2 separate regions of the Homo sapiens genome follow, and region 2 is linked to region 1. A link is a loop called in an ENCODE intact Hi-C map of the cell type or tissue named here. Cell type or tissue: endothelial cell of umbilical vein. All regions are shown on one strand. Links, peaks and the distances in the headings refer to the core of each region. The heading gives the core; the rest is flanking DNA.

The links. A loop is a pair of places that touch in the nucleus more often than their neighbours do. Peaks named below come from ENCODE experiments on the same cell type or tissue, not always from the same donor. Only the 100,000 strongest peaks of a DNase experiment are listed, where the experiment ranks them.
Region 2: a loop joins it to region 1, with 21 times the contacts of the local background. A loop is called at or near these places in 46 of 110 quality-filtered maps.

The regions. Positions count from the first base shown.
Region 1 is chr21:33,193,919-33,199,302 of GRCh38, reverse strand. It overlaps LOC105372787 (a long non-coding RNA gene), which reads left to right and starts at 3,786. Exons shown (of 3, transcript XR_937675.3): 1 at 3,786-3,992. In endothelial cell of umbilical vein, for the core only: a CTCF peak has its summit at 2,229 (motif pointing right); a DNase peak (open chromatin) is centred at 2,242.
Region 2 is chr21:32,991,715-32,997,098 of GRCh38, reverse strand. No RefSeq gene overlaps it. Among named protein-coding and RNA genes, the nearest start is that of OLIG2, 32 kb to the left of the region's middle. In endothelial cell of umbilical vein, for the core only: a CTCF peak has its summit at 2,581 (motif pointing left); no DNase peak of the experiment used is centred there; H3K27me3 peaks cover 411 bases.

The sequences.
Region 1 (5,384 bases), core at 93-5,092:
TAAGATTTGGTGAATTGCAGTTAGAATGTTGAATTTTCTATCACTTTCCGCCTTGTGTTATTGCTACAAAACCAAACCTATCTATCACGCAGCAAGCGCTAACCACAGCAGCCTCTGTGTTTCTACCCTAGTTTTTGATTCTCTATTGTCCTAGTCTCTTGCAGACTAGAAATTGTAAGAGGAGGCATGGTTAATTGAGGGTGGGGTAGAAAGAAGGAAAAGAGGAGGCTAGCAGGGTAGAAACATAGATGATATTGACACATTGAGAAGAGATTGCTAATCTACCATCGTCATTGCTGGGACTCGAGAAGGGCCTTACTGGGATCCAGCCAGGATTAGCTCAGCCACTGCTGCTGTGGTTAGGGTTTGCTACACGATACTCTTTTGAACACATGCCATGGGGACAGTTCTGCACTTCTGCTCCCGTCTGTGGTGTGACAAGGCCGGCTCTGTTCCCTTTTTCCTTCTCAGTCTTAGCTTTTGAGACGCCATGAAACTGACAGTACTGGTTCTGATTATGTGCAAAAACTGGATTCCAACTGCCAAGCATTTCTTTCTCAACTTCTGATTAGCTGCAACTTAGTAGTCATTCAACCTTGAATAAAACAATTTCACCTGAATATAAAAACACGTTTAAAATTAAGAAATTGCTTGCTTACACAATATATTATTCTTTCTTTTTCTGGCATCTTCCTTGCGGTTTAGATGTCATATCGTAACTTCTCCTTCCCCAAAGGGTCAATCCAACTCTAGTGTCTTGTTCCATGTGGGTCTTTTGTTCCTTCCACCCATAATCTAAAGGTCCCAAGGCACTTCCCCTATCCTCCCTCAGCCAAGCTTCATCCTTGGGCTCTGCCCTAGAGTAACTCAGCTGACATCTTAAATATGTCTGATCATGCTAGTTTGTATAATTCCTGTTTTCTGCATGCAGACTATGTGTTTTTCCTAACACACCAGCAAATATTTAGTAACTTTAAATTTATGTGCCAGTATTTTGCAAAGTGCAGTGGGGGGGTACAAAGAATTGAAAACCTGATCTCATCAACTGGAGTTGACTACACATATGTAGGTACGGGAAAGAGTAAGATATAGAGGGTACCACCTGTAGCTGGAGTACCTCCAGCACCGGGCGATGCTTCCCACTTCTCTCCTCTGTAATGCACAGGAAACATTATATTTCCAAATATGATGCATTCCCATGGGTAGCAGTTGCTCTGCCTCTTTCCCAACCAAGAAAGCCTATGGAATTTAGGGATTGTTGGGATGTGATCAAAGGGACAACCTTAAATATCCACTGTTTCTAAGAAGGATCCTTGTTTAGACACTTAGGAACAAATTAACTTATCCCCCTTATCCTGCCCAGCATCCATCAGTGGGTTAGGGAGGTATGGCAGAGGATGGCTGGCAAAGATAGGGCCATTTTCTGCATACAGATCACACTGCAGAGAAATAAACTGAGTTCCCTAGCGGCCTTTGCCTCTGCACTGCTGATTGCAGTTGGTGCCACACTGTGCCAAGTGATAAGCTCTTGAAAAGGAGCAGTTGCGTCGTGTCCTCAGAGGAGGACTGTGTGGAATGTTTGTGTCTGCATATTCAAGCTTGTTGCCAGATCTGCTGTTTCTGGGCCTCTCTCATTCTCAACTTCCTTGTGTTGAAAAATGAAGATATGAATTCCTCTCTCACAAGGGCTGTTGTGGAAATTCAATAAAAGTAATTTTGTGAGAGCTTTTAGCACGGTGCTGGCATTCAAGTGGTTGGTTGCTCAATAAATATTTGCTGGGTGAAAAAAATCTGATATTTACTTCAGAGTTCACTATGTCATTTTTCTTAATGAAAGTATATCCAAGTAGATATCTTGCTAAAATAAGAACAGCTGGAAACTATCTTAAGTGGAATTGCCTGAAGAAGAGGTGTGTCCATTTTCATTGTTTTGTAGAGTTTAGTTCATCCAGCATATCCCTCGCTTCCTTTCCTTCTTTATAGGGTTCCACAAGGAGCTTTGCTGTGGGCGAACTGTTAGCTGGAGCTGTGATAATTAGGCCAAGGTCATGCATCTGTCCCTTGTGGGCCAGTTAGCTCAGCTTGGCTCCATGTCCATACGCATTGATCTTAACCCAGCGGCAGACTCACAAGTGTGTGACCGCATCCCAGAGGACTGCGGGGGAAGGGTTTCTGTGGATCAGGGCAAATCGCTCCTGCCGGAGAAGCACCTTCACGGTCAGCTCTCTTATGGTTATTATGACCTGAAGGTGGCGCTGTTTCTCAAGGAAAACTGGCGTAGGGTCGCCGACAGTCTATTTTAAAGTGAGTGTGAAATGATAGAATGTCAGAGTTGGAGAGAATCTGCGAGGTAATCTTTGGATCGATTTCCTCACTTTCCAGCCAAGGAAACAGATCCAGAGGGATAAAACTCTTGTCAGAAGTCACACCACAGATTCCTGACAGAGGCATGGCTAGACACGGGCCTCCCAGGTCATAAACTTTTACAATTTTCACTGCACTAAGGGTTTCCTGATCCTAAATGGTATCAAGCAATTAATAATGCTTAAAAGAAAACTGAATGAATCATTGATAACTAACCTGGTGATATTGTCAATGAATTAAGTTACTGAATTTCAAATGTCTGTTATTTCTAATCACAGGTCAGATTCAAGTTGTTTTGGCTTTTACTACAAAAAGCATCTTTACATATATCTGCAATTTAATGGATAATTTATTTTCCCTTTCCATACATCTGAAAGAAGAAACATAATTGGTATGAACAGCACTTAATTCCAGACTGACTTCTTTTGAACTGTAGGTAAGCATTATTTGTTTGAATGATTACAATTGAGACAAAATGTGGGTTTTTAACAGCTGCTCACAGATTGCAGGCTGATAATGACAGTAACTCTATGGCAGCTATTTGTAACCCCTACCCTAGTTCATAGAAAGAGAAGCATATTAGACAGTGGGCATGGCAAGTACCTCTCCGCAGGTGTGTACGGAATCAGAATTCAACTTTTAGAAGATTTCTGCTCTGAAAACAAATTATTTTTTAAAGTAAGCTTTTACTTATTTTGGGGGGTATGGTGAGTACTTGGGAACGTGAGAGAGTGTTTCCTACTTTTCTCATGGTGAGAGTTGACAAGATGTGAGGTTTGGAGCCTGTGTTGTAGAATTCAAGGTCATCAAAAAAGGCAGGTCTTGTGGCTCTGCTTGAGGCATGAGTTAAAACTTTTCTTATCATCCTGATCAAATACAGTTGTAGGAGTTGTCGCAGGGAGATTAGCACCCTTTCTCCAGTTCATCTTGGACAGGTGGTTTTTATTATTCTTGTATTTGGTTTTTATCCTCTTTCTTTCAGAGCTAAGGGAGACTCATCAGAATGGATGGTTTCTGAAATAGGAATCTATTCAAGATTTAGGAATATAGAATTTTTATTTTTTAAAACACATTACATTTCATTACACTGTCCAATGATATAACAGAACCACAGACTTTTCTGGTTGTGTCCTGCTCTTTATTTTTACCTGGATCCAAGCTTTCTTCAATGATTCTCTCTCTCTCTCTTTTTCTTTTTCTTTCTTTTTTTTTTTTTCTTTTTTGAGTTGGAGTCTTGCTCTGTCACCCAGGCTGGAGTACAGTGGTGTGATCTTGGCTCACTGCAACCTCCGCCTCCTGGGTTCAAGTGATTCTCGTGCCTCAGCCTCCTGAGTAGCTAGGATTACAGGTGTATGCTACAATGCCTGATAAACTTTTGTATTTTTTGGTAGAGACTGGATTTCACCATGTTGCCCAGGCTGGTCTCAAACTTCTGGCTTCAAACTATCTGCCTGCCTCAGCCTCCCAAAGTGCTGGGATTACAGGCGTGAGCACCGTGCCCTGCCTCTCTTCAAGGACTCTCTTTGCTACATCGGCATCACCTGGGAACGTGGTAGGGCTACAGAATCTTGGGCCCCACCTTGGACCTACCTAATCGTCATCTTATTCATTGGTGTTCCCTTCGCCAGGTGAGTTTTGCACTGACTAAAACACACAGATCTATCAGGTGAGTCGAAATGGCAATACTCATTTACCTTAGTTCTGCCTTTATTTTACTTTCAGTGTTTTATCCTTGTCCATGGAGTCACTCTCATTCATGCAGTTCCACAAATATTTTTTAAGGCCCACTCTGTGGCAGACATAATACAAAGGGCTGAGAATAAAGATGAAAAAAATCATTTACTCAAAGTATGTAGTATGTCATCCAATGATAAGTTATGGAGGAAAAGGCAGGCTAAGGGGGCCGGGAGTGTGGGAAAAGGGTGCAGTGGTATACAGAGTGATCAGCGAAGCCTTCTCCCAGGAAGGGGCCTCTGAGCAGAGAAGGGGAGGACAGAAGGAAAAGTCACGTGGAGGGCTCAGGGAACTACCTCCTCTGCCCTCCAAAGCCACTAGCGAATCGCTGTGTGCGAGGGTTGCCACATTTAGCAAAAATACAAGATACCTAGTTGCATTTGAATTTCAGATCAACCTTGAATATGTGTTGGGTATAACATACTAACTTTTTTTCTTTTTCTTTTTCCTTTTTTTTTTTGTTTTGAGACAGAATCTCACTCTGTTGCCCAGGCTGGAGTGCCGTGGTGCGATCTCGGCTCACTGCATCCTCCGCCTCCCTGGTTCAAGAGATTCTCTTGCCTCAGCCTCCTGAGTAGCTGGGATTACAGGCACCTGCCACCATACCCAGCTAATTTTTGTATTTTTAGTAGAGACAGGGTTTCGCCATGTTGGCCAGGCTGGTCTTGAACTCCTGACCTCAGGTGATCCGGCCGCCTCGGCCTCCCAAAATGCTGGGATTACAGGCGTGAGCACCGTGCCTGGCCTAACTTTTAATATTAAAATACACATATATAAAATTTAGTACATATACTAGTACATAGTACATGTACTAAATTATATTGTAATGTTTTTAGTATGTCCCATACAATATTTACGACATATTTATTTATACTAAACAAATTCATTGTTTATCAGAAATTAAAATTTAACTGGGCATCCCATATCTGTGTGACCCTCTGTGTGACCGATGGCTTGTGGACCAGACCATGAGCTTGGGGAATGTCCTTCTCAGCAGGACCACCATTTCCCTTCTCAGTCAACCCTCACCTTGTTCCCTAGGCTCTGGGCAGGGTCACCTTGAAGGCGGCCATCTGTGGCCTTGTGTTAACTCCACAGGTGACACCTGGATTCTGTAGTCAGATAAGAATGTGCGCCTGTCTTCTATAGCCAGCTAAGCATTTCCTAAACTAAACACTCCTAAAAAGTCTTCTCTAGTGAACAAAACACATCTTAGAATCCTCCAGGAATATACTCCATTGTGAATGGATCACAGTGGGGAAAAAAAGTGAATTGTTCCTTTGTCC
Region 2 (5,384 bases), core at 84-5,083, 200 kb after region 1:
TTTCACTATCTCGGCAAGAGGAATGCGGCAGGAGAACAGGGTGATAATGGGGAGAAGGTCAGCAGGAAAACTTGTGAGCAAAAGAATCTGTGTCATAAATAAGTTCAAGGGAAGGCACTATGCCTGGATGTGCACGTAGGCCAGATTTATGCTTCTCTCCACCCAAACATCTCAGTGTAGCAAAGCGTAACAGAGCAGCATTGCCGCCAGCATATCTCGCCTTCAGCCACAGGGCAGTTTTCTTCTATCTCAGAATAGAACGAATGTATGATTGGGTTTTACACCGAGACATTCCATTCCCAGCGACATGCAGGAGATGGAGGCCTTCCTCTTAACTCAACTGCAAGAGGCCTTCCTCTTTTACTAATCCTCCTCAGCACAGACCCTTTACGGGTGTCGGGCTGGGAGACGGTCAGGTCTTTCCCTTCCCACGAGGCCGTATCTCAGGCTGTCTCAATGGGGGGAAACCTTGGAGAATACCCAAGCTTTCTTGGGCAGAGGTCCCTGTGGCTTTCCGCAGTGCATTGTGCCCCTGGTTAATCGAGAATGGAGAATGGCGATGACTTTTACCAAGCATACTGCCTGTAAACATATTGTTAACAAGGCACATCCTGCACGGCCCTAGATCCCTTAAACCTTGATTCCATACAGCACATGTTTCTGTGAGCACAGGGTTGGGGCTAAAGTTACAGATTAACAGCAAAACAATTTTCTTGGCACAGATCAAGATGGAATTTCTTATGTCTTCCTTTTCTGCATAGACACAGTAACAGTCTGATTTCTCTTTCTTTTCCCTACAAATAAGACACACCACTTTGAAGAGTCCAAGGATGTTGACGTTAAGTGTTGTATGCCAGGAAACAGGGAGGAAGGCCAAATATATATTTTGTAATATCACGTATGTAAACAAATAATATATAAAATTTACATTTATTTATTCCCATCAATTACCAACATATTTAACACTACATCTAATGTAAGGCTTATTGGCTGAATACTGGATACTGGATACTTTGCAAAGGGAAGCAATCATTAGTCACATTGCTCAGTCCTTTCACACTCTGTGGACCTTCAGCAGCTCAGCAGCTGCCTGAAGTTCTCCATTGCTACAAGGTCAGACATTGTTTATCTCACATTTTAGAGGCCACTTCTGCAGGTAACCCAAGCTTAGGTCTACAAAGTAAAGAATTCTCCCTCTTCTCTCCAAGAAAAAACACACAGTGGTAGTTACAGCCTGGGATTATGTCCTGGGATCAGTCATGACGATTCACTCAATTAAACAGCAAATATTTACAGAAGGCCTATTACGTGCCAGGCACTATTCTGGGTCCTGGGGATACAATGGTAACACAATTGACAAATTCTTGCCTTCATAGATCTTATATTCTAGCAAGTGACAGAGTAACACATCTAGTTCAGTTTAGGGACAAATATACTGGAACACTTGAATGGGAAGAAGGGCTGAAGGGGATGGGTTACAATGTATGTCTGCATCTATTGAAACCCTCTCCAGGTAGCACAGCCCTCTCAGGAAAGAAGCAAAAGGTATTCCTTCCTGGTGGATGCCAAGCTCTAAGACTTCCCTTATTATTTGTTTGTTCATTAAGCTTTGAATTACAGTAATATTCAGACAGTCAAAAGTAGAGAGTATAATACAAAGAACAATCAAGTACTCATCAATCAGCTTTGATATATATCAATACAGGATAATCTTGTTCTTCTATATCTGCCTCTGTTCCCACTGTTCCTGGATAATTTGTAGTGAGCCCAGACATTAAGTACTGTTATTTATAAACGTTTCAGTATGCATCTCTAATAGATAATCATTATTTTTAAAAAATCACAATATTTTTATTATACTTAAAAATATTAATCCCTTAATATTATTAAATATTGTCATGTTTATATTTTCCTGGTTGCTTTATATTTTAAAAAATTGATTGTTTGAACCAGAACTGAAATAAGATTCCTACTTTGCATTTGCTTGAAATGACTTATAAATCTCTTTTCTTTATACATTTCCTCTTCTTTCTTTCTTTTTAACCCCTCCATTTTTGTTGTTGAAAAAACGGAGCCATTTGACTTAGAATTTTCCACAGTCCGGAATTCATTGCGTCCCACAGTGTCATTTAACATGCTCTTCTGTCCTTTGTATTTCTATGATTTCTTACATCAGTGTCTTTCTCCAGACCTTTCTTTTTATATTTCTAGTTATTTTCTAAACTGTGCCATCCCTCTTTTCAAGCATTTTTTTTCTCCAGTCACCTTATTTCTGAGCTTTTTTTCTAATTCTGAGGTATGTTATTCTTTCATAGCTTCTATCATTTTCTTAATTTTCTTTAACTTGTTTCATAATATTTGAAATGTTTTGTGGGCATTCCTTTTGGACACGCTTTCATCGTTTTGTAGGAATTTTTTCTGCTCTTTCTTTTCATTTTTTCCTTCTTAACTTTTTATAAGTTTTTACCACAATGCTTTTCTGTTGTTTATTTTCTAAATGAAATGAATTTTCCTATACTTTTAGGAGTGAAGGGTATGCTGGGGCAACCTTTCCAGTTCAAAGGCTCTAGAGCTCCCTCTCCTGTTCCTTTCGCAAGGAAATAAAACAAAAATCTCCAAAGGTTTTGAGAGCTGCCTCTTCTGCTCTGCCCACCCCCATCCCATTTATCTGGATCTTTTTTCCTTGCCTGTATTGATCTGCCCAGATACTCATCAGTGCAAGGCTTTGTATTGGAAGAGACTCTGTTCACTTTGAGGGCATATGGAGCTCAAATCACCCCGACACCATCAGACCTTATTGTATCACAGTCCTCTTGCACTTAGCCATGCATTGGGTTTTCAGATAGCTCTCCTGGTTTTGGTTGCTGTACTCAGATGGTCTTGCTGTGCCCTCTGGTGAATACCTGCAGGTGATTGTGTGATTCTCAAGCTCTCAGTATCTTCAGAACCACAGTTTTTATCACGTGTCTTCTTCCGGCACTAATGCTGCCACCACACAGTTCTTGAACTGTAAATGCTTTGCCCAGACCTGTTAGTATTTGGTGTCTGGGAGGATTACCTCACTACCAGCTCTGTTGTGGATACTGTCCATGGCTCTTTTCGCTTTGCTATTCTAGTTGCTCTTTCTATTTTACAGGGAGATTTGGGAAGATTCTAAGACTACCTAGCCATTTCTTTTCCCCTTTTTAATTCTTCTTGGTACTCAGTGCTACAGTTTGAGTGTTTGCCTCCCTCCTTAAATTCATGTTGAAACCTAATCCCCACTGCCATAGTATTAGGCGATGGGGCCTTTAAGAGGTGGTTTATGTCATGAGGGCTCCACCTTCATGGATGGGATTAGTGTTCTTATAAAAGGGTTTGAGGGAGTCTGTTAGTTCCTTTTTGCCCTTCTACTGTCTGAGGACACAGGAAAAGGTGCCCTCTGTGGAGCAGAGATGGAGGCTTCACCAGACACAAAATCTGCTGGCACCTTGATCTTAAACTTTCCAGCCTCCAGAACTGTGAGACATAAATTTCTATTATTTATAAATTACCTAGTCTAAGATATTTTGTTAGAGCAGCCCGAATGGACTAAGACACCCAGTGATCAGTGCAGATTGGTTAGAAGTTTAACTCAATGAAATATTCCAACTTGGGAACAGGTTTTTCTCACAGGACCTGGGAGCCATGACCCTTCCTTCATTTGGTGCCCTTGAGAAGGTAGCTAAGGCAAGAAAAAGTAGACAGAAGGACTGCCAAGGGTCAGCTGTTGGGTGGGGCATGGCTCTTAGAACCTGCCTCAAGGCCAAGTTGTTGAGTCCTGCCTCTGACACCTCCCTTCTCCTTTGCTGGTCAGGCTCTCAAAAGGAGACAAATAATCACACAGGAAGAGAAAAGAAAACAGCGCTAAAAACAAAAGTTCCCTCTCTCACCTTATACAAAAATCAACTCAAGATGGATCTAAGACCTGAAACTAAAAATTCTGGAAGATAACATTGGAAAAACTCTTCTAGACATTGGCTTAGGCAAGGATTTCATGACCAAGAACCCCAAAGAAAATGCAATAAAACAAAAATAAATAGCTGGGATTTAATTAAACTACAGAGCTTTTGCACAGCAAAACAGTCAGCAGAGTAAACAGACAACCCACAGAGTGGGAGAAAATCTTCATAATCTATACGTCTGACAAAGGACTAATATCCAGAATCTACAACCAACTCAAACATGTTAGCAAGAAACAAACAAACAAATAATCCCATCAAAAAGTGGGCTAAAGACATGAATAGACAATTCTTAGAAGATATACAAATGGCCAACAAACATATGAAAAAATGCTCAACATCAGTAAGGATCAGGGAAATGCAAATCAAAACCACAAGGCAACACTACCTTACTCCTGCAAGAATGGCCATAATCAAAAAAACAAAAAATAATAGATGTTGGCGTGGATGCGGTGAAAAGGGAACACTTCTACACTGCTGGTGGGAATGTAAACTAGTACAACCACTATGGAAAACAGTGTGGAGTTTTCTTAAAGAACTAAAAGTAGATCTACCATTTGACCCAGTAAGCCCACTACTGGATATCTACCCAGAGAAAAAGAAGTCATTATACAAAAAAAGATACTTGCACACGCATGTTTATGGCTGCACAATTCACAATTGCAAAATCATGGAACCAACCCAAATGCCCACCAATCAATGACTGGATAAAGAAACTGTGACATATATGATGGAAAACTAGTTAGGCATAAAAAGAAATGAATTAATGGCCTTCGCAGCGACCTGGATGCGATTGGAGACTCTTATTCTAAGTAAAATAACTCAGGAATGGAAAAACCAAACATCATATGTTCTCACTCATAAGTGGGAACTAAGCTGTGAGGATGCAAAGGCATAAGAATGACACAATGGACTTTGGGGACTCAAGGGGAAAGGGTGGGAAGGGGGTGAGGGATAAAATATCACAAATTGGGTACAGTGTACACTGCTCGGGTGACAGGTGCACCAAAATCTCACAAATCACCGCTAAAGAACTTACTCATGTAACCAAACACCACCTGTTCCCCAATAACCTATGGAAATAGAAAAATTAATTTAAAAAATTCTAGGAAACTGCCTGGGAATTCCCCAGCGTAAAACACCCCCAGATTTGCATTTGACTCCAGCTTTGTATTATTGGTGGGGGAGCCACACAGCTTCCCCCTCACCCCCCAGCCCCTCCCGGGCCTCTGCCTGTGCTCCATTTTCTTGTGCTTCCTGGGTGGTGCAGGGTTGTGATGTCTTGAATACCAAGAGTGAGGCTGAACATATGTGAACCTTTCCTAATCCTGCTAATCTTTCTTCAAAAACCTTTCTCAAAGTGTAGGCAACATCCAGATTGAAAAAAGAGAGTGTGAGCGAGCC